Linked DNA regions of Homo sapiens: region 1 is linked to region 2. A link is an interaction called in ENCODE POLR2A ChIA-PET data of the cell type or tissue named here. Cell type or tissue: MCF 10A. All regions are shown on one strand. Links, peaks and the distances in the headings refer to the core of each region. The heading gives the core; the rest is flanking DNA.

The links. Peaks named below come from ENCODE experiments on the same cell type or tissue, not always from the same donor. Only the 100,000 strongest peaks of a DNase experiment are listed, where the experiment ranks them.
Region 1: POLR2A ChIA-PET joins it to region 2 with 6 read pairs; 7 of 35 experiments call an interaction of 5 or more read pairs at or near these places.

Annotation. Positions count from the first base shown.
Region 1 is chr3:141,745,879-141,757,372 of GRCh38, reverse strand. RNF7 (ring finger protein 7) reads right to left here. Exons shown (of 3, transcript NM_014245.5): 3 at 9,813-11,494. It also overlaps a transcript of GRK7 not described here. Among named protein-coding and RNA genes, the nearest start is that of GRK7, 12 kb to the left of the region's middle. In MCF 10A, for the core only: no CTCF peak of the experiment used is centred there; no DNase peak of the experiment used is centred there.
Region 2 is chr3:141,824,559-141,836,052 of GRCh38, reverse strand. No RefSeq gene overlaps it. Among named protein-coding and RNA genes, the nearest start is that of ATP1B3, 46 kb to the left of the region's middle. In MCF 10A, for the core only: no CTCF peak of the experiment used is centred there; a DNase peak (open chromatin) is centred at 6,972.

The DNA.
Region 1 (11,494 bases), core at 3,268-5,767, 76 kb after region 2:
GAACAATGAGATCACATGGACACATGAAGGGGAATATCACACTCTGGGGACTGTGGTGGGGTGGGGGGAGCGGGGAGGGATAGCATTGGGAGATAGATATACCTAAGGCTACATGACGAGTTAGTGGGTGCAGCGCACCAGCATGGCACATGTATACATATGTAACTAACCTGCGCAATGTGCACATGTACCCTAAAACTTAAAGTATAATAAAAAAAAAAAAAAGAAAAAAAAAAAAAAAAAGAAGAAGATCTAAGCGTATTGTCAGAAAAGTGGGAGTTCAGAGTTCAGTGAGGAATTTCAGGCTACACTAAAATTTTCGTCTTATAATTGGGGGTAGCTCCAAGATTTTGCACATTTAAAACCCTGAAAAATATTCTAGAAGAGAGATGGAATTAATAAAACATTTTCCCTTAAAAAAATCACTTCTTCCATTACTTTTTTCTTCTGAGTTTTGAGAAACTTCTTGAAAGTGTGGCCCTTCTAATGAACTCCAAGGAGCTTTCTCAGGTTACCTCCACAGGGGACCAGAACAAGATGAGAAAAACAATTATTTTGATTTGAATGATTTCTTGAAGAGTTGAACAATAAGACAAATGGAACACCATTAATGCATTTTCTTTTATTTTCCATTTAGTAGCAAATGTAAAAGGGTGTTGGTTATGGTCTTCAATAATAATAGCCATCTCTTTCTTTTTTAAAAAAAATTCAGGTTTTACATAGAGTAAAATGTATACATCCTACATGTGCAGTTAATGAGTTTTATAAAATGTATACTTTCAGGTAATCATCACTCAGATCAAGAGAGGGAACATTTCCCTCACTGCTGAAAGTTTCCCATGCCCTTTTCCAGTCAATACCCCTCGCTGAGAGACAATCATTCTGATTTTGATCCCTATAGATTTTACCTGTTCTCAAACTTCATGACAGCAGAATCATACAGTTAAGTAGTCTTTTGTGCCTGAATTCTTTTGCTCAACATAATCTAAAGATTATAAAGATTCAGCCAGGCTGTCGCCTGCATCAGTTGTTTTCACCCCCCCACCTTTTTTTTTCTTTTTGAGATGGAGTCTTACTCTGTCGCCCAGGCTGGAGTGCAGTAGCACGATCTCAGCTCACTGCAACCTCCACCTCCTGGGTTCAAGCGATTCTCTTGCCTTAGCCTCCTGAGTAGCTAGGATCACAGGCATGCACCACCACACCTGGCTAATTTTTGTATTTTTAGTACAGACGAGGTTTTACCACGTTAGCTGGGCTGGTCTTGAACCCCTGACCTCAAGTGATCTGCTCACCTCGGCCTCGCAAAGTGCTTGGGATTACAGGTGTGAGCCACTGTGCTTGCCATCTTTTTTTTTTTTTTTTTTAAACTGCTGAGTAGTGTTCCATTCTATGAATATATCATTATTCTGTTGATGAACATTTGGGTTGTTTCCAGGTTGGGGATATTATTATAAATATGAACATTTTAAAAAGCAGCTTTGAATATTGTTTTGTAAGTCTTTGTGTGGATGCATATTTTCATTTTTCTTGAGCAAATACCTTAGATGATAGGGTAGAAGAGATCATAGGGTAAGTATATATTTAACTTTTAAAAATAACTGCCTGTTTTCCAAAGTGGTTATTCCATATTTCATTCCTGCTAGCAATGAATGAAAGAGTTCCAATTCCTCTACATGTTCATCAAGACTTAGTGTTATCAGTCTATTTAATTTGAGCTATTCTAGGGTGGTATATAGTGGTGTTTCATTGTGATTTTAATTTGATTTTCTGATGAGGCATAATGGGCACATTTTCAGGTGCCAACTGACTATTTAGACTTCTTCTTTTGTGAAACATCTTTTCAATTCTTTTGCCCAATATCCACCTCTTTAATAAATCTTGTTGAGGATATGGCCCTCTCAGGCAGTATTCTGTTGACCGACCACATTCTTAAGAGAAGCTAAATGTTGTAGAGACATTGAGGCAGCAGTCATAGAAATAAAATTGCTGGGTAAGAGCATTAGATTCATTCATTCATTCATTCATTTTTAGAGGTGGGGACAGGGTCTCCCTATGTTGCCCAGGCTTGTCTCAAACTCCTGGCCTCAAGTGATCCTTCCACCAGAGCCTCCTGAGTAGCTAGGATTATAGGTGTAAGCCACCACACCTGGCTAAGAACATTGGATTTAGAGCTTTCCAAACAGTTTAAATTTGTCAGGACAAGTATAGAAGCAACCATTTTATTTGTAAAAGCCACCACATGCTATTTCTATTCAGAGTTTCAAAATACAGAGAACAGGTACTCTCTAGAACCTTGGCATAAAATTCGAGTTTAGAAAATACCTGAAAGTGGTGTTACAGCTTATGTAACATCATATTTTTTCCATACGTAGTTATATTTTGAGATGTATACTTTTATTTAAGGACTATCCAAATTTGTGTCATAAAGGATATGTCCATTTAAAAGCCTATTTAAAAAAACTTTGCTTTATAAGTTGGCATATTAAAAAATATAAACATGAAGATGTCATATCAGAGATAAAATAATCTCTAAGATTCCAATTCTAAGAGGCTCTGAAAAGAAAGTATATGTAGCAGCAACTACCCAAGTATCAGCAATTGTTAATTGTTAATATCAATTGTGGCTGATAATCTATGTTGAGTCATTCAACATCCATTCCCAATTGTTCTTTTCCTTTTCTTCCTTTACTGTGAAAGCTGGAAAACCAAAAGCTTCATCTCTGATTTTTCCCAGGTGACATAATTCTGGCCAGTGAACTACAGACTAAAGACACCGGGGAGGCATGCACCTGTAATCCCAGTTATTCAGGAGGCTGAGGCACAAGAATCGCTCGAACCCAGGAGGTAGAGGTGGAGGTTGCAGTGAGCAGAGATTGCACCACTGCACTCCTGCCTGGGTGACAGAGTGAGACCCTGTCTCAAAAAAAAAAAAAAAAAAAAGACAGTGGTGAGGGGAGCCCTTCACCGAGTACAAGTCAATGTCTTGCTAAAGAAAAAAAAAATCCTTTTTCCCAAGAACATAAATATGAGGCCTGTCTGAAAATACAGCATTCATCTTGGGAACATGAGAGAGAGGGCAGGAGAATGAGCCATCACTCTGACATGGTCAAGAGCAGACAGCAGAAAGCCTAGTTTCTGATGGCACCACTGACCTGCTGTACCAGCCCTGGACTTCCTACCCCTGGACTTCTTATTGTGCAGGACAGTGACACCCTTATCTGTTTAAGCAGCAGCAGTTTTCTGATATTTGTTGCCAAGTGTATTGCCAGCTGATTCACTAGTGTTTGAAAGAAGATACCATACTAAACACAAAATTAACTGCTTATATTATGCACCATTATCTCTTTATTAAACCTGGCTTTATCAAAGACATAATTGATTTTTCAAGGAACCCCAGTATTGAGACATCATTATACTTCTGCATGAGCAGAAGGGCTTAACACTTTCACCACATTATCTGTTCTTGGAACCAAATTTGAAACTATTGATAAATGTTAGTAATAATCTGCTCCAATATTGTTTTAGCATTTATGAAAACTGTACCAATTATGTTAATATAGTATTTTTTACCAATGATATCTTCATATGCTCTTAGTGTTTTAAAACAAACATAAATTCCCTTTTTAGCATATGAACATTTGCATTTAGATCAGATATGACAGCAGTATAATAAAACAGGGGTCCCCAGTGCCTGGGCCATGGACTAGTACCAGTCCCTGGCCTGTTAGGAACTGGGCTGCACAGCAGGAGGGGAGCAGCGAGCAAGCAGTACTGCCTGAGCTCTGCCTCCTGTCAGGTCAGCAGCAGCATGAGATTCTCATGGGAGCGCCAACCCTATTGTGAACTGTGCATGTGAGGGATCTAGGTTGGGCGCTCCTTATGAGAATCTAACTAATGCCTGAGGATCTGAGGTGGAACAGTTTCATCCCAAAACCATCTTCCACCCCACTGTGGAAAAATTGTCTTCCATGAAATCTGTCCCTGGTGCCAAAAAAATTGGGGAACCACTGTACTAAAACACCATAAAATTGTATAGAACACCACGAAATGGTTTGGCCAAGAGTTGAAAACAGAATATACAGCTCTAAAATATCTCTATAAATGAAGTTTGTTTGTAGCTTTACAGAACTAAAAACCAAAATATGTGAACAAACTTTAAAAAAGCAATTTTGGAGGAAAATAGGTTCAGAGAAGGTATTTTACTGAGACAGTGTTAAGCAAGTAGTGAAGAATGTGGATTCCAGAGCCAGACTGCCTGCATTCGGACCATTTTCCTTCCACCAGTGTCATCTTAGGCAGGTATTAGTCAGCTTGGGCTGCCAAACAAAATGCCATAGACTGGGTTTTGTGGCTGAAACAACAGAAATGTATTTTCTCACAATTTGGGAGGCTGGCAAGTCTAACATCAAGGTGCCAGCAGGGTTGATGGCTGGGGAGTGCTCTCTCCTGGGATGGCAGATAGCTGCCTTCTCACTGTGTCCCTACATAGTTTTCTTGGGTACATTCATGAAAAGAGAGATATCCCTCTCATCCTCTTCCTATAAAGCCACCAACTGCCTCAAAATATAATCACATTGGGGGTTAGGACTTTGACATCTGAGTTTTGGGAAGACACAATTTGGTCCATGGCAGCAGGTTATGTAACCTCTTGGTGCCTACATTGCTTTACCTGTAGAAAGAGTTGATAATAATAGGAAGGGTTTTTGCAAAGATTAAGTGAGTTAATATACATAAAGCTCTTAGAAAAGAGTTTGATGCATAATAAGGGCTATACAAGTTTGATTATTATCAATGGCCATATTTTAGCAAATTTCTAGTAGGGAATTCTAACTTCCCCAAAATATTATCAAAATGTATATAAGTTATTATTAATCAGGACTTCTCAACCTCACTGCTGATGACATTTTGGGGCCTGACAGTTCTTTGTTGTGGGGCTGTCCTATGCCTTGTGGACGTTTAGCAGCATCCCTGGCCTCTACCCACTAGATCCTGGTAGCACCTCCACTACGTTGTGGACATCCACAAATGTCTCCAGACATCGCCAAATGTCCTCTGTGAGGTAAAATCACCCCTGGTTGAGAACCAATGCTATACATCTATTAAAGACACAAAAGCAGCTACATGAATTTATAGCTTAAAATATTGTCATTTTGCAAACTTAAGAAATTCTTACAAAACCTAAAGAATGGGAAACTATGTCAACAATCCCTTTTTATAGTAAACACTGAGGTTTTTCATATAATTTGGAATCTTTGTATTTTTTTTCTCCAGGTCCAGTGAATTTGGCAGCTAAAGATTTAAAAACATATACTACTTTCCTTTTTGTTAAGGATAAGATGTAGTTAGTAAAGTAAGGCACATGTTCAACATCCTAGTTTTAAGATAATCTTTTGAAGGTATGCAGAAGGTCACTTAAAACAGATTTTGATATATCACTGAGGTGTCCATGATTCTGAAATTCTGAGAAAATAGAATGGATCATCGACATTGTGCTGTCCAATAGAATTTTCTTCACTGAAGGGAATATTCTGTTCTGTAATATCCAATATGGAAGCCACTATCCATATGTGACTACTGAGCCTTTGAAATGTGGCTAGTATAACCATGGGACTGAATTTTAAATTTCATTGTAATTAATTAAATTTTACATAGCTACATGTGGCTAGTAGCTATACTATTAGACAACACAGATCTATACACATAAATAAATGATTATGTTATTTTCTTCCTTAATAGGGTCTTTTTGTCAGTGGGCAGACCCCCCATACCCCACACATACCACTTACCACATGTTGTTACATACAATAGAAACAGATTTTTATAATCCACATGAGAAATGGTTCTTGTAGTCACATATGGTGTAATGCTGTAGTAGAATATGGTTTCTCTCTTCTACTTCTCTTAGAAGGTTCAACACTTTAAACTTTACAATTCTGTTGTAAAGCTAATATTCCCTAACAGACCCTGTAGTCTCTGAAGAGAGAAGACTTTTTATTAAAATTCTTTGTCATAATGGTGAAGCCCCATATATAGCAGGCATGCAATAAACTTTTATTATAAATATATAATATTAAAAATGTATAGTTTCTGTAAAAGTAGAAAAAGCAGAGCTAGAGTTAGTATGGCAGAGGTTAATTTACAATGAAGGTATAAGAATGACTACTATAGAGTTTAAGTCCCAATAAATTTACATAGTTGGTAGGCATCTCCTTAGAGGCTCAGATAAAATGCAAATGGCATAGAACATTTCACCTGTGCTGAAATAGTTTAAAGAGTTTTTGAGCAAGATTTTCATCTGGGCAGTTTTTTCTTTTTGTTTTGTTTTGAGATGGAGTCTCGCTGTGTTGCCCAGCCTGGAGTGCAGTAGCTATTCACAGGCATGGCCATCACACACTACAGCCTTAAACTCCTGGCCTCAAGCAATCCTCCTGCCTCAGCCTCCCAAATAGCTGAGACTGCAGGTGTGTGCCACTGCACTCCCTTGAGCAGTTTTCTCTAACTCTATTCCCTGCCCTGCTTGGTACACACACACTTCTTTGGGAACCACTGTGGGAGAACCTATTGTTGCTGATGGGAATGTGTTAGGGTAGTTAAAAAAAAAAAAAAAAGGTTATAAACCACTCTCCTGAAGACTCATGCTGGCAATTTTTTTACAGGTTGTAGCTGCACACACACATCATAAGTCTTACAAGAAGTATCTCTGCAAACAATATTCCTTTCTTAAAAGCAATTCTATAATTAAGGCAAAGAGATTACCAGCATCAGTAGTGATCAATAATAATGGCTGACATTTGTTGAGTGCTTACTGTGTCAAGCACTGTTCTTGCAGTTAAAATGCATTTATTTAATCTTCATAACAACTCCATGAGGTAGATAACAATGTTATACCATTTTAGTTGAGGAAACAGGCACAGAGAAGTTAAGGATTTTGTGCAAGATCACACAGCTAGTAAATGATAGAGCCAACATTTCAAGCTGCGCTGACTATGAAACTGTAGTCTTAATTCTATGCTATACTGCAGCTACACTCACCCAGGCAAAGTGCTTGCTTGTAACCAATACAGGAAAAGCAGATTCCGTTCCAACCACTGAATCAGATTTATCAAGTGTACAGATAAGATGAAGGAGCAGGTTGATTGCAAAGCTTACTCCCATTCTGAAAGGCTATGAAAATGAAAATTGAGGGTTTTATTAATAGAAGTAATGGTTTATGCCATTACTTTTAATGGCAAAAAAACCGCAATTACTTTTGCACCAGCCTAATAGAAAAAGGTTAATTTTCTAAGCATATGAAGATTCCCAAAATCAACTAGGCAAAAAATTTATTTTTATATTCATATTTCTTTTTTTTTTTTTGAGACGGAGTCTCGCTCTGTCGCCCAGGCTGGAGTGCAGTGGCGCGATCTCGGCTCACTGCAAGATATTTCTACCAAGATGGAAAACCTAAAATTAAAATGAGACCTCACCAAAACCTTTTCTTAATATAAAATCTTGGCTGGGTATGGTGGCTCATGCCTGTAATCCCAGCACTTCAGGAGGCCGAGGCGGGAAAATCGCTTGAGGACTCAGGAGTTCAACTCCAGCCTGGGCAACACAGGGAAACCCCATCTCTACAAAAAAAATAAAAAATTAGCTGGGTGTAGTAGTGTGCAACTGTGGTCCCAGCTACTCGGGAGGCTGAGGTGGGAGGATTGCTTGAGCCTGGGAAGTTGAGGCTGCAGTGAGCTGTGATCATGCCATTGCACCCCAACTTTGGAGACAGAGAGAGACCCTGTCATAAAAAATATAAAATAAAAATTTAAAAATAAAATCTGAAAATAATGTTGAGTGATTAGAAAAACATAACAGGCAAGTTATTGAGGCCTTACTACCATTATTCACAAAAACTCACAGTGCTACAAGTAATCTAATCACGTTCACAATTAACTTTTTCTTGTACAATTTTTATTGAGAATAGGAGTGTTTTATTTCATAACTGAAAACATTATTTTTAAAGTAACACTTCTATTAAAAATGCTTCTAAAAATGACTACAATGAAACAATAACAGTTGCACTTAACCATGTGCTAGATACTGTTCTAAATTTATATAGTTAGTCCTCAATCCCCCCAAAAAACTAAAGAAGTAAGTATTATTATTTGAGACAGGGTCTTGCTCTGTCACCCAGGATGGAGTACAGTGGTGTGATCACGGCTCACTGCAGCCTTGACCTCCTGGGCTTAAGCGATCCTCCCACCTCAGCCTTCTGAGTAGCTAGAATTACAGGTGCACACCACCATTCCACTAATTTTGTTTTTATTTTCTGTAGAGACGAGGTCTCACTATGTTGCCCAGGCTGGTCTCAAACTCCTGGGCTCAAGCAATCCTCCTGCCTTGGCCTCCCAAAGTGCTGGGATTACAGGCATGAGCCACCACGCCTGGCCAAGAATTATTATATTGTTATTATTATCTACCTTGCACATGAAGAAATTGAGGTATGGAGAGGTGAAGTAACTTGCCTAAAATCACACAAATAAATGGTGGAGCTAGGATTCAAATCCAGGTATCCTGGCTGTACTGCCACTAAGTGAGAGTATTAAAATGCAAAGAAAATACTTTCCCTGTAAGATATATTTTGCTGAACAAAACCTAATGATGGCAGAAATGGAATGACTTAAAGATGGAAAACAGGAACTTCCATGCAAACATTTTTCAGTATTTTGTTGTACTATTCAAATGTTCAATACAAAATAGATTAAAATTTAAAATATATTTGTACTTTAATTCTAATTTTCCTTATAGCCAAATCAGTAATATTTTATTCTTTAAATGCTTTTTTAAAAAACAAGGGCTGGCCCAGTGTGATGGCTCACGCCTGTAATTCTAGCACTTTGGGAGGCTGAGGCAGGTGGATTACCTGAGGTCAGGAGTTCAAAACCAGCCTAACCAATAGGGTGAAACCCTGTCTCTACTAAATACAAAAAATTAGCTGGGCATGGTGGTGCATGCCTGTAATCCCAGCTACTCAGGAGGCTGAGGCAGGAGAATCTCTTGAACCCGGGAGGTGGAGGTTGCAGTGAGCCAAGATTGCGCCACTGCATTCCAGCCTGGGCAACAAGAGTGAAACTCTGTCTCGAAAAAACAATAAATACAAACAAGGGCTTACTAAACACTGAAATTTTCTCCTTTTCATTGCAGAGCATAAAACGTTCATTACTCCAAACTACCCGTGGCAATAACTTTTACTTATTTATTTATTTTGGAGACAGGGTCTTGCCATGTTGCCCAGGTTGAAGTGTGGTGGCTATTTACAGGCATGATCTGTATACTGCAGCCTCAAACTTCTAGGCTCAAGCAATCCTCCCGCCTCAGCCTTCAGAGTAGCTGAGACTAGTGTGTGCACCACCATGCCTGGCTCCATGGCAATAACTTAAAAAGCAGCAAAGTGCTGCTTTTTCGTATTTCTTTTTTTTTTTTTGAGACAGAGTTTCGCTCATTGCCCAGGCTGGAGTGCAGTGGTGCGATCTCGGCTCACTGCAATCTCTGCCTCGTGGGTTCAAGCGATTCTACTGCCTCAGCCTCCCGAGTAGCTGGGATTACAGGCACCTGCTACCACACCCGGCCAATTTTTGTTAGAGACAGGACTTCACCGTGTTGGCTAGGCTGGTCTCGAACACCTGACCTCAGGCAATCCACCCACCTTGGCCTCCCAAAGTGCTTGGATTACAGCGTGAGCCAACGTGCCCATCCATGTCCAAGCATTTCTATATTGAAATACAACTGAATTACAAGTTCTTTTTAGTTCTGTCATATAACAATTACATACATTTAAATTATATGTGTAGGAAATATATTTATGAATTTCACTTCATGACAGTAAAGGGGGACACAGTATTTTTATAAAAAAGGAAGCAATGGGACTGACAGAATTAAGATTTACTGATAGCGGTCAGCTGTAATAACACAATTTGCATAGAGGGAAAATTAAATAGCGAAAGATAACTTGTTTGTTTCTAATGCAACAGTAAAATAAAATCAGCACATTTAATCAAATGGAAAGAAAAACCTGTTTGATGCTTAACTTTTGTATTGGAACCCAAAATTGTCCCGGCATGTTCCCTCTGATGAGTATGTATTAAACTTTCAGATGGCTGTGCAGATGAGCTGTAATCATCGCAGGCTGAGCAGCATCAGCGCTGCTTTGTCACAGTGCCTCCTCTTCCCTCAGATGCTGGTGTGTGGCATAAACAGGGCTTTGTTAGGTGGCGGGACTGTGGTTTTGCTGTGTGGAAAATCAAATTGTTACCACCATCCTCCACATTTCATTTATATACTGTCACACTGCCTAAAGTAACCTGACATTCTACTGCTTTCCTCTTCAATGCAAAGCCATGTATCTGGTTCACATTTTAAGGATGCAACCTTCTAAAAAGGTCAAACAGAAAGTTACTAAAACAGTTCACTGCACAATGATAAACATTTAAATGGCCAAAGATATTTGTATAATTTTTTCAGTAGCTAGAAAGACAACTGTGAAAAAATATAAAGAAAAATTTCCAGAGAAATGTGATCAATAAAAAGTAACCCATATAAAAGCATACATAATTTTAATTTTTCATTCTAATTGTTATCTTTTTAAACATTCTATGTATCCACATCCCTTAGATTGAAAAATTCAGAATGGCACACTGCATCTGCAGATGTGAAAAGTTAAGATTCTAAGGTTTTTTCTTAAATTCATATCAGTAGCCTCTACTACAGAAGAATACAAAATGAACTTGTGGTCCATTATTTGTTACAAAATAACCTCCCCTCAGTGTGAATCAGTTTGATAAAGTTGTTTAGTATTTTCTTGCACTCTTTCCAGGTAATAAACCTTAAATTTTATTATTGTCAAATGAAAGAGCAAATGAATATGAATTCTTTCAAATTAAATGAAAGTATTTACTTGACAAATTAAGGTTGCATATAAAATTATAATGACAATTCAAATAAGGTAAGCAGAATAAACCATTTATTAAAACACTGTGTGATAAACTTTTTGATCCAATGCTACACTGGTAAACATTTTCCCTCATTAACATGTTACCTAAAACACAGTTAAATTATATCATCTGGGCCAGGTGCAGTGGCCCACACCTGTAATCCCAGCACTTTGGGAGGCTGAGGTGGGCGAATCACCTGAGGTCAGGAGTTTGAGACCAGCCTGGCCAACATGGGGAAATCCCGTCTCTACTAAAAATACAAAAATTAGCCGGGTGTGGTGGCACACACCTGTAATCCCAGCTACTCGGGAGGCTGAGGCAGGAGAATCACTTGAACCCGGGAGGCGGAGGTTGCAGTGAGTTGACATCATGCCACTGCACTCCAGCCTGGGTGGCAGAGCAAGACTTCACCCCCACAAAAAAAAAAAAAAAAAATTATATCATCTGACCAGAACTAGAAAATACTTCTGTCCTTTACCACTCAATGATTGAACAGTGAGGTGAGTGCAGATCTAGGTTTTCTTGATGAA
Region 2 (11,494 bases), core at 5,899-8,398:
ATTGTTTGCGTTTCTCATGGTTTTGGTGCTGGAGCCCTGAGTAACACTTTGTTACTTGGATAACTGGTCCCAGGGTTTGTGAAGGGGTTGGTAGTGAGCAGGCAGCGCACACGTGCAAGTGCCTCTGTGCCCCCTGCCACTGCGCAGGGAGTCCTCCAGCCCCATTGGCTCTCACTTTGGGGGCTCTGGCCGCGTTATAGGCCTAGCAGCCCACTTCCGTAAAGGGAGTGACATGCGTCCCACACTCGCTTTTCTTTTTCCTTCTTTCCTTTCTTCTTTCTTTCTTTTCTTCCTTTCTTCCTTTTTTTCTTTCTTTCTCTTTCTTTCTTTCTTCTTTCTTTCTTTCTCTCTTTCTTCTTTCTTTTTCTTTCTTTCTTGTTTGTTATTTTGTTTTTTTGTTTTTGTTTTGTTTTTTTGAGACAGGGTCTCACTCTGTCCTCCAGGCTAGAGTGCAGTGGAGTGCAGTGGCGTGATCTCGGCTCACAGCAACTTCCGCCTCCTGGGTTCAAGCGATTCTCCTGCCTCAGCCTCCCGAGTAGCTGGGATTACAGACGCGTGGAACCACCACGCCCGGCTAATTTTTTGTATTTTTAGTGGAATGTAGTTTCTTTATGTTGGCTAGGCTGGTCTCGAACTCCTGATCTCAAATGATCTACCCGCCTCGGCCTCCCAAAGTGCTGGGATTACAGGCATGAGCCACTGTGCCCGGCCCCTCTTTTAACTCTTTAAATGAGTTTGGCAGCGAGTAATCAGAAACTCGACTGTCAGTGTAAATGGAAACCCTAAAGAGGCCTATTATCTTAAGAAGTCTGAGAATAATTAGGGTTCTTGGCAGCTCTGATGGCTCAATGATATCATCAAGACCCAGCTGGCCCACCTTGCCACCCTGCCTCTTCATGGGTCCACTCCTCGAGTTCATACCCTATGGTCTCAAGATGGCTGCTACAGGGTCGGGTATCATTGTCCTCTTATAACATAATGTAAACATTTTTTAAAAAGAGAGGAGAGGGCTGGGCGCGGTGGCTCACGCCTAGTAATCCCAGCACTTTGGGAGGCAGAGGCGGATCACCTGAGGTCAAGGAGTTCGAGACCAGCCTGGCCAACATGGCGAAATCACGTCTCTACTAAAAATACAAAAATGAGTCGGGCATGGTTGTGGGGCCTGTAATCCCAGCTACTAGGGAGGCTGGAGCAGGAGTATCGCTTGAACCCGGGAGCTGGAGGTTGCAGTGAGCCAAGATCCCGCCACTCCAGCCTAGGTGACAGAGCAAGACTCTACCTCAAAAAAAAAAAAAAAAAAGAGAGAGGACAGAGGGAAGAGAGAAAAGAGAGAGACAGAGAAAGAGAGAGAGAGGGAAAGAGAAAGAGAGAGTGAGAGAAAGAGGAGAGAGAGAGGAGAGAAAGAAGAGAGGAGAGGGAGAGAGAGAAAGGGCGGCATAGGGGTTTACTTCATATGGTTCTCTCCTATTTGAGCAAAGAAAACCCATCCAATAAGCAACCCCACAAACATTTGGTTAATTCTCATTGGCCAGGATGAGGTCACATGACTGCCTAGCCCAATCATTGGCAAAGTGGGTATTGGGCTCAGACCAATCATGATTCACCGCCTGGGGCAAGGGCACATGTCTTCCGTGGGCAATATTTGGCCTCTGTGTGCAAGGAAGTAGAGATGGCTGTTGGGTAGGCTGCCTTATAAACCCCTTTCTCCTTCCTCTCATGTCCCTCTTCCCAAAAGGCCTAAAAAGTAGAAGGCCTGGGGCAAGAAGAAGGTCATGGTTGGAAAGTAGGGGAGGTGGTTTGCTCATTAGTGAAATTTATAGTTATTCCTTCATGGAATAATTGACCTGTTTTTCCTAACTTTTAAGGCTTCAGAAAATTCTTAAATTCCAAGGCCAAGAACACTGTATTACTTTTCTATGGCTGCTGTAACAAATTGCCACAAATTTAGTGGCTTAAAACATACAGATTTGTCTTACAGTTCTGGATGCCAGAAATCCAGAATCAATTCCCTGGGCTAAAGTCAAGGTGTTGGCTGGGCTGGTTATTCTGGAGCTTCTAGGGGGCGTGAACCAAAAAAAAAAGACACTAGGCAACCACCAGTGTGTATTCGGTGAGGCAATGGTAAAGGGGAGCTTTTACTAGAAAAAAGAGATTTACCTAAGCTGCTTAGAAACACAGAGTTCATGGCCGGGCATGGTGGCACACACCTGTAATCCCAGCACTTTGGGAGGCCAAGGTGTGTGGATAGCCTGAGGCCAGGAAATCGAGACCAGCCTGGGCAATATGACAAAACCCCGTGTCTGCTAAAAATACGAAAAATTAGCCAGGCATGGTGCTGCAGGCCTGTAGTTCCAGCCACTCAGGAGGCTGTGGCGGGAGAATTACTTGAGCCCCTGAGGTGGAGGTTGCAGTGAGCCAAGATTGTGCCACTGCACTCCAGCCTGGGCAACAGAGTGAGACTCCTGTCTCCTCTCTCCAGTCTCAAAAAAAAAAAAAAAAAAAAAAATGCAGCTCTAAAGAATGTCTAGTAATAAACCTTATCAAAGCAGGAGATGGGTGAAAGGTATGAAAGGGTTTTTAGAAAGTCCTTGGAAACAATTCTTATCTCAGACATGAGATCATGTCTTTTTTGGGCCTTCCCAGCCCTATTTTATCTGGGTCTGACAAAAGCCACTCCATCCTGGTATCTGCAACTTTCACAGGGAGACCCCCTTCCCTTGCCATTTTCAACTTCTAGAGCCTTCCTCTGTTCCTTGGCTTGTGGCCCCTCCTCCATTTTCAGCGAGCATTTGCCTGCCTCTTCTGACTCTGATTCCTCCTGCCTCCCTTTTATGAGGAGGGTTGTGATTACGTTAGACCTGCTTGGATAATCTAGGACAATCTCCCCATCTCAAGACCCTTAAGCTAGTCACATCTGCAAAGTCCCGTTTGCCATGTAATGTAATATCCACAGGTTCCAGGGAGTAGGACATGGATATCTTTGGGGGCCATTATTCAGCCCACCCACACATCCTAGTACCTTACCCTCCAAATACCCTTACAGAACAGCTTACAGGGCAGGAGGGAGGACAGAGTGCAATCTGAGTGCCAGTGTTTTCTCAGTAATATTCAGCAGCTCATGATTGTGGCTTTGGGGCCCATGTGGCTTAGGTTTGTGGTAGGTGCTTGGGAGGACGTTTGTGCCTGAAGGACAGGATCCCATCAGAAGGCCATCTTTCTCGGGAGCCAGCGGGGAACACTTTTAACTCTCTGTGTGTTTTGTGTCTCTGCAGATAAATGAGTCACATTTGCTAGAGTGAATATGAAAGAAGGTAGCAGATCCCAATAATTCAAAGTGACTTTCATCAAATCACATGCTGACATTAGCTTCATAGCTTTTTTTTTGGTTTTTTTTTTTTGAGATAAAGTCTTGCTCTGTCACCCAGGCTGGAGTGCAATGGCACGATCTCAGCTCAATGCAATCTCGGCCTCCCGTGTTCAAGTGATTCTACTGCCTCAGCCTCCCGAGTAGCTGAGATTACAGGTGCCCCCCACCATGCCTGGCTAATTTTTGTATTTGTAGTAGAGGCGAGGTTTCACCATGCTGGCCAGGCTGGTCTAGAACTCCTGACCTCAAATGATCCACCCACCTCAGCCTCCCAAAGTGCTGGGATTACAGGTGTGAGCCACTGTGCCCAGCCAGTTTCATGACATTTTTAATGAACCTATTTTGTGAGGCAATGATGCAAGCTCTTGGGTTAGTACGTAGAATTTGTGCACTCAGGTTACAGACCACTCAGCCTTGTTTTCTTCTCTGTGCGTCCTTTCCTTTTGTTGCAGCTCTGGTGCTCGCCCCTGACTTTCATGACCTTACTGTCATCTTTTAGATATTGGAAGCCTTGCATCCAGCTTTTGAGGGGCATTTCTTCACCTTTCTGCCTGCTGAGTGTCTCCCATGGGGGATGGCTTTCGACTCCTCTATTGGTTTCTCCCATACAGCCTCACCGGCTCTCTGCAAATGGAACCAAAGCTTGGGGGAGACCCTGCTGAGTCCTGGGCAGAGGCACACTGACCAACCAGAATATATTTCAGGGACAAGTCAGTAATGTACTGGTAAATGCTAACAACTGGCTCTGCAGAAAGAAACAAATTCCAATCTGTAGGATTTGCCTATTTTGTGATGCAAATACACCCACTGTGTCTGTTTCAAGCTGTCAATCTGGTGTCAATCCAAATGTGGAGTCCAGAAGAGGTGAGCACAATCAGCTCCAGCACACTGGGGCCAAGCAAAGGAGAAGCCACCTCTTCCATGACAGAGAAGAACTCGTGAAACACACTGTCTCCGGAATTTCTTCCAAATTCAATCTTCAGCATGGTCACGGTCCCCTCTTTGAGTCAGAACTCCATTTTGCTCGTCAATCTTTCCCACTGTCCTTCCTTCTTTCCTGTGTGAAGCCACGCTGGCCTCATAGTAACTTTTACTGGCCAGACACTTACCATGTAGGGAATGTGAAAGGGCTGATGGAGGTGATCTGCTCCTGTGTGATGTGAGTGTTATACAGAAGGAAAACGGTCAACTCGTTGCAACGTCCAAGGCACATTAGCTGAGCTAATTAGTCTATGGTTATGAAAAAAAAGAAAAGGAAAGAAAGAAGGAAGGAAGGAAGAAAAGAAAGAAAGAAAGAGAAAGAAAAAAGAAAAGAAAGAGGTCGAGAGAAGGTAGGCAGAATATGTTATGTAAGTTCTTAGAGTATCCAGATTTCAATTAATGACTTTGACCTTCTTAAATTCCTGTTCCAAAATCAAATGGATGCATTTCTTTTTCTTCCTTTCTCCATCTCTACACACAATGGAGTGGGGCACAGTGAATGACAAAATCACCAAAAATGAGCTGTGGAGGGGACAGTCAAGGTGACCAGATAGTCCACAAACTGCGTGTCAGAACTGAGTGACTGAGAGCTGGGTGTGGTGGCAGGCACCTGAAGTCCCAGCTACTTGGGAGGCTTAGGCAGGAAAATTGCTTGAACCCAGGAGGTGGAGGTTGCATGAGCCAAGATCACGCCACTGCACACCAGCCTGGGCGACAGAGCAAGACTCATCTCCAGAAAAAAAAAAAAAAGAACTAAGTGAGAATTGATCAAACATGGAACTGTAACAGTAAATGTTGCTGACGAAGACATGAAAAGGTATAATGATGTTGAAAAATCCACATGTCTGGACAAAGCTCTGCATCACAGTGTCTGCTGTGCTGTTTTATGGGCCTTGCCCTAAAACACAACCAAGCAGAGGCCAAGCCTGGAGGGCACACCGCTCCCTGGAAGCAAGGTGCAGACAAGAGCATCTGAATGTTTGTTTGGTTGAGCTGCTCTTTCTCCATTGTCTGCTGCCTCACTGGTTATGACATGCGCCAGATTAGCCTTCTCCCACTCATTCCACTGGCATTTGTTAAAACAGCGTTCACCGAGATCCAATCTGGTTGTGTCTTGTAGCCTGGCTGTAACTTTCCACTTTCAGGGAGAGGTAATAAGGGGTTCACGAGTCCTAATTTTACAGTTAAAAGCAAGGATTCTAAAGCATAAACCTTGGAGAAATTCTTCTAAAAACTAAAGGAGGGGAAACTGAAGTTTGGTTCCTAAATACCCCTAGGACATTGTGCCACTTGGTCCTCGCATCAATTAAAAGGTAACAAGAGAATCAAGAAAAAGTATAGATCCAAATTGGCTAATAAGGATATCCAGCCATAGGGTAAAATGTAAAATATCCAATAATCCTGGGGGGGTGGGGGGACATATTCAGAGTAGGCTTGGTTTGTCTTGTGCTTCATTTCCATCATCTACAACAATTCTGGACCAATTCTGGACAACCTCGCACCAGAATTAGGGTGAGTGGAATGAGGATTCTAAGGTGCAAAATTTAAGGATGCTTGCACTGTCAGGTTTGTGCAGATTTTGCCATTGCACTCGCACGACCCTGAGAGGGAGTGCTGCCTTAAATATTGTGCCCTAGGTGCCTCACTGTCATCCCAGCCCTGCCAGTCCATTTAGGGATTAAAATATATTTTTCAAAAATTGTTTCTTCCATGGGCTTAGCTCACTACCTCTTTCTAAGCCCCATAGGAGACATTTTAGGGAATAGGAACAGAAGCAGTTCCTACTTTGAGAAACCAGTGACCTCTTTGCTAAGTGTTGTCAAATAGAGCTGGGTTAACTCAACACTTACTGTATCCTTGGGCAGGTCAGTTAACTTCTGGGGTTTCCTTTCTTCATCTATAATGTGCAGATGATTATACCTACTTGACAGGATCTTTGTGAATATTGGAAGTAATTCACAAAAAGTGCCAGTGACAGTGCCTGGCACATAGTATGTGCTCACTAAATGGAAGCTTTTCTTGTGTTATTATTATTGCTGATAGTAGTGGTGATATTGACAGCACCAACCAGCCAACAATCTTTAGGTGAGAACAAGCACATGGACTTGCTGCAAAAAATATCCAGAAGCTGTATCCGAGGACAGATTTGACAGATTCGTGTCAGATTCAGATGCACATAACCCATGTGGGGCCCTCAGTGTGTGTGCAGGAGTTTCGTGGCATTTTAACTAATCATGACCACAGACAATTCTTCATCAATTATCTATTCTCATGTACTACAGATAATTTTTTACTATAAGTATGTCTCATGAAATATTTGGGACATACTTATACAAGAAAACAATTTTTCTTTGCTTATTTGCAATTCAGACTTGACTGGATATCCTGCATTTTATCTGGCAACCCTCGGAGGGGAGTTGTTAGTACAGGGACTCTAAAGTGGTGCCTGCTTTGGGTGTGCCTCTGGAATGCACATTTGCACTGATGGCCCCTGAGGCTCAGCACTCTGCACAACTAGCAGGTGAACCGCTGAAGCTTTCCCTGGTTGTTTTGGCTCCTGGCTTTCTCCTCCCTCCCTCTCCAACAGCTTCTCCTGGTAGCAGGAATGGACATGACAGCTGGCAGTGCAATGCAGATGGGAGAGGCAGGGCGGGGTGAACTGGTTTAAAATTACACAATAGTCAGCTGGCCCCATGCCCCTTAACCAAACTCCCAAGGAAATGCTAGCTGCCTTCTGGGGTTGCCACCACCCCAGGCAGCCCTCTGTTTAGGGGTTCTTCTGTCTGATATGTGTTTCATAAGAGAACAAAAGGAGAGAGGGCTCTTGCAGAGAACTTTTGCTTCTGGAACCAGAATTTCTAAAATAAGCTTCAGGTTCTTTTATCTCATTGTGACATTCTGGGTTATATTAATGGATAACCTCAAAGAAAAAAAAATGGTAAAATCATGATTGTCATACAGAAATAAAAATGAATACATGTTAAAGATTTTATTTAACTCTGTAATGAGGAAACTGGTAAGATGTTACAATAAGTTCAGATAAGTAAAAAAAAATAAAGCACAAATTTATATGGAGTAAAGGAATGTTGAAATGAATGAGCAAATGGATACAAAACTGGCTTGGAGGTGTCATGGGCTGAATTGTGTTACCCAAAATTCATATGTTGAAGTCCTAACAGCCAGTACTTCAAAATGTGTAGGTCATTAGGGTGGGTCCTGATCCGGTATCACTGGTTCCTTTATAAGAAAAGTTTGAGTTTGACACATACAGTGGGAAGACCATGAGAAGACACAGAGAGGACAGCCATCTACAAGCCAAAGAGTGAGGCCTTGGAGGAAATCAACCTAGACAGCACCTTGATCTCAGACTTCAAGCCTCTAGAACAGTGAAAAGATAAATTTCGGGTGTTTAAGCCACTCAGTGTGTGGCACTTTATTATGGTAACCCAAACACACTAAGACAGAGGTGAAGGGGTCATTTGCATGTCTATAGATGAGAATCATTTTAAGTTCCCATTAGTTACCTATAATTTATGGAGTCGTAGAATAGCTCCCTTAGAATCAGATAACCCACCCCCTGGCAGCCAAGTGCCCTGGTGCCCACCCCCGTCAAGCCCGAAAGATGGGGAGGTGGGGTGGCAGGAGTTTCTGTCCCCCATATTCCATACACGTCCCCCTCTCCTCCCTCCTAGTGAGCAGGGGCCTGCAAGGCATCACTCCCAGCCCCTCGCCCTCTTGGGCACCCTCAGCAAAGGGGCGGGTGGGGACACTCCAAGTGGGGCAGCTCTCCCTACACGTGCCCCAACCCCATGAGCCAGTTCAACCCTATCAGGGGCTGAGCAGGGGCATCCCCTCCTTTTTTCATAGTCTCCGTGGATGTCCTCGCCCTGTAGCCACAAGCCCCTTGCTGCTCTCCTTTAATGCCAAAGGGCCCCTGCCTAGGACACAGGCCCAACCTGTGTGGTGGGGTCCCCAGCAGCAAACACTGGAACGTCTTTTTTCTTTTGCTTTCTTCTTCCCCACCCCTTAATTTTAACTTTGTGGTAACTAAGTGTCCCTGAGTGCCAGCTGAATGTGCGGGCGGCAGTGCCGTTCCGGAGGCCTGGTCCATCTGCAGTTTTGAGGGGTGAGGGGACCAGCGTGGGGGTTAGTTAGCTTCCCTTCCCCACCTGCAACCAGGGACTGCCCGGGTAACTAGCTTTGATCCTGTCTGCTCCCTCCCTGATCCCTCCCCTGCTCATGTCCCTTCTCTATGAACTTAAATTGAAAACCGCTTCCCTCCATCTCTCCTCCCGCTCCCATGTGGAGGGGGAATGTGTGCTGGCCAGGGTGGAGGACTGAGCACCTGAGCCTGGGGCTGGCTCCCCCGGGGTCCCCGACTCAGCTGGTGGCTGTGGAGCTGAGTCCCCTCCCCATAACCCCTGGGAGGCCAGCACCCACCATCACTACCTGCACCTGCTGTGGTCCCACCTTCTGGAGGCCTGGGAACCTGGCTGCAGACTGGGAAGGCTGGAGAGGCAGACGGCAGCACCCACCAGCTCTCTTCCCACCCTGCCTCTTCCCCGGGAGCCATGCCCTACCTGTGTGGTGCTGGGTGGGCTGACTGTCAAGACATGTGTCATGTACATTTGTATCAGAAATAAAGAAGTGACCACACACACACACACACACATACACAATCAGCTAACCCAGTCAGTTTAATAATAAGAGTTAATTTATGACTAGAATCAGCAAACTGCTTGTGGTCAAATCTAGCCCTACTGCCTGTTTTTGTAAATAAAGTTTGTTTTCTTTTTTTGAGGCAGGGTTTCACTGTGTCGCCCAGGTTGGAATAGCTGAGACTATAGGCATGTGCCACCGTGCCCACACCTAGCTAAAGTTTGTATTTTTGGTAGAGACAGGGTTTCACCATGTTGCCCAGGCTGGTCTCTGAAACTCCTGGGCTCAAAGCATACACCCGCCTCAGCCTCCAAAAGTGTTGGGATTACAGGTGTGAGCCACTGTGCCCAGCCAATAAAGTTTTATTATAACACTTATATATGGCTGCTTTCACAAGACAAAGACAGAGTTAAGAAGATGCATCCGCAAAGTCTAAAATGTTTACTACCTGGTCTTTTTTTTTTTTTTTTTTTTGAGATGGAGTCTCGCTCTGTCGCCCAGGCTGGAGTGCAGTGGCGCGATCTCGGCTCACGGCAAGCTCCGCCTCCCGGGTTCAGCCCGTTCTCCTGCCTCAGCCTCCTGAGTAGCTGGGACTACAGGCGCCTGCCACCACGCCCGGCTAATTTTTTTTTTTTTTTTTTGGTATTTTTAGTAGAGACGGGGTTTCATTGTGTTAGCCAGGATGGTCTCGATCTCCTGACCTTGTGATCTGCCCGTCTCGGCCTCCCAAAGTGCTGGGATTACAGGCGTGAGCCACCGAGCCCAGCCACTATCTGGTCTTTTACAGAGAAAGTTGTAGAGCCTTCTCTAGACAATGCATGGTTTTCCATTGAAACACAAATGTTTCCCTACAATTGGAAGGTCATTCAAGGTCATCCAGCTCAGGGATTCCTAGATTTTAAGATCTTATGGGTAAAATTTCAAAATAAAATTTTGAGGATAGTTATAGGGTCTCTAGTGTTTACTTTTGTCAAATATAACTACCTCATGAAAGAACACATTTTAACTACTCATATTTTAAAGTGAATAGCATATGAAATAGCATATGAAATCTTGCTGCATTATTCTTTCTTTAATTTCTCTGAGTTTTGGTAAAAACTCCACCCCTGAACAGACAGTTAATGGTCTAGATTGTGGAACCATTGACCTGGCCCAATCTCAGGCACTAGCTGCTGGCTCTGTCCAGAAAGGCTGCTGGCTTGGGCCCAGAGTCACGGCCTTACTCCTGTACTCAAGCTGATGCCCTCTGGGGAGAAGGGGCGTGTTCTCTGGGGGGTGGTTATTGCCAGAGCCAGCTTGTGCATGTGTCACACACCCCCTCCAATGATGATGGGTCTTGCCTGGCTTTAAATAATATGTTTTTTCCTAATTAAAAAAAAAAATAAATGCTCAGTGCAGAAAACATGGGAAAAAAATGGAAAGTACAAAATTCATCTTCACTCAGAGAGATGTAAAGATTTACTGATACACAGGGGGATTAAAAACAGTTTGCAATCTAAAAATCCTAAAGAGACAAAACCTAGCATATGTCTCAGAACTATCATGGAGCCTGGCACATGGCAGACGCCAATATTTATTGACATAACAGGCCAGGCGTGGTGGCTCAGAATGCCTGTAATCCCAGCACTTTGGGAGGCTGAGGTGGGTGGATCACAAGGTCAAAAGTTTGAGACCAGTCTGACCAACATGGTGAAACCACATCTGTACTAAAAATACAAAAATTCCCTGGGCGTGGTGGTGGGCGCCAGTAATCCCAACTACTCAGGAGGCTGAGGCAGGAGAATTGCTTGAACCCGGGAGGTGGAGGTTGCAGCAAGCTGAGATCATGCCACTGCACTCCAGCCTGGGCGACAGAGTGAGACTCCGTCTCAAAAAAAAAAAAAAAAAAAAAAAGACAGAAAGAAAGAACAAATAAGTCTGAATAACTGCAATGATTTTTCCCAGATGACTCAAGAAAATTCAGGGTCTCTTTTATTTTTATTTTTATTTGTTTATTTTTTGAGACAGAGTCTTGCTGTATTGCCCAGGCTGGAGTGCAATGGCATGATCTTGGCTCACTGCAACCTCGCCTCCCAGATTCAAGTGATTCTCCTGCCTCAGTCTCCTGAGTAGTTGGAATTACAGGTGCCCACCACCATGTCTGGCTTTTTTTTTTTTTTTTTTTTTGTATTTTTAGTAGAGACGGGGTTTCACCTTGTTGGCCAGGCTGGTCTCGAACTCCGGAGCTCATGATCTACCTGCCTTGGCTTCCCAAAGTGCTATGGTTACAGGTGCAAACCACCATGCCAGCCAATTTATTTTTTAATAATCTAAATAGCTAATATGGTCAGTCTTCCAGGTAAAAAAATACTTGTGCTTATCTTTTTTCCTTATGTACTTTGTATCATTTTTTCCCTTTTAAGATTTATGGCTGGGCGCAGTGGCTCATGCCTGTAATCCCAGCACTTTGGGAGACCCCGGTGGGCAAATCACTTGAGGTCAGAAGTT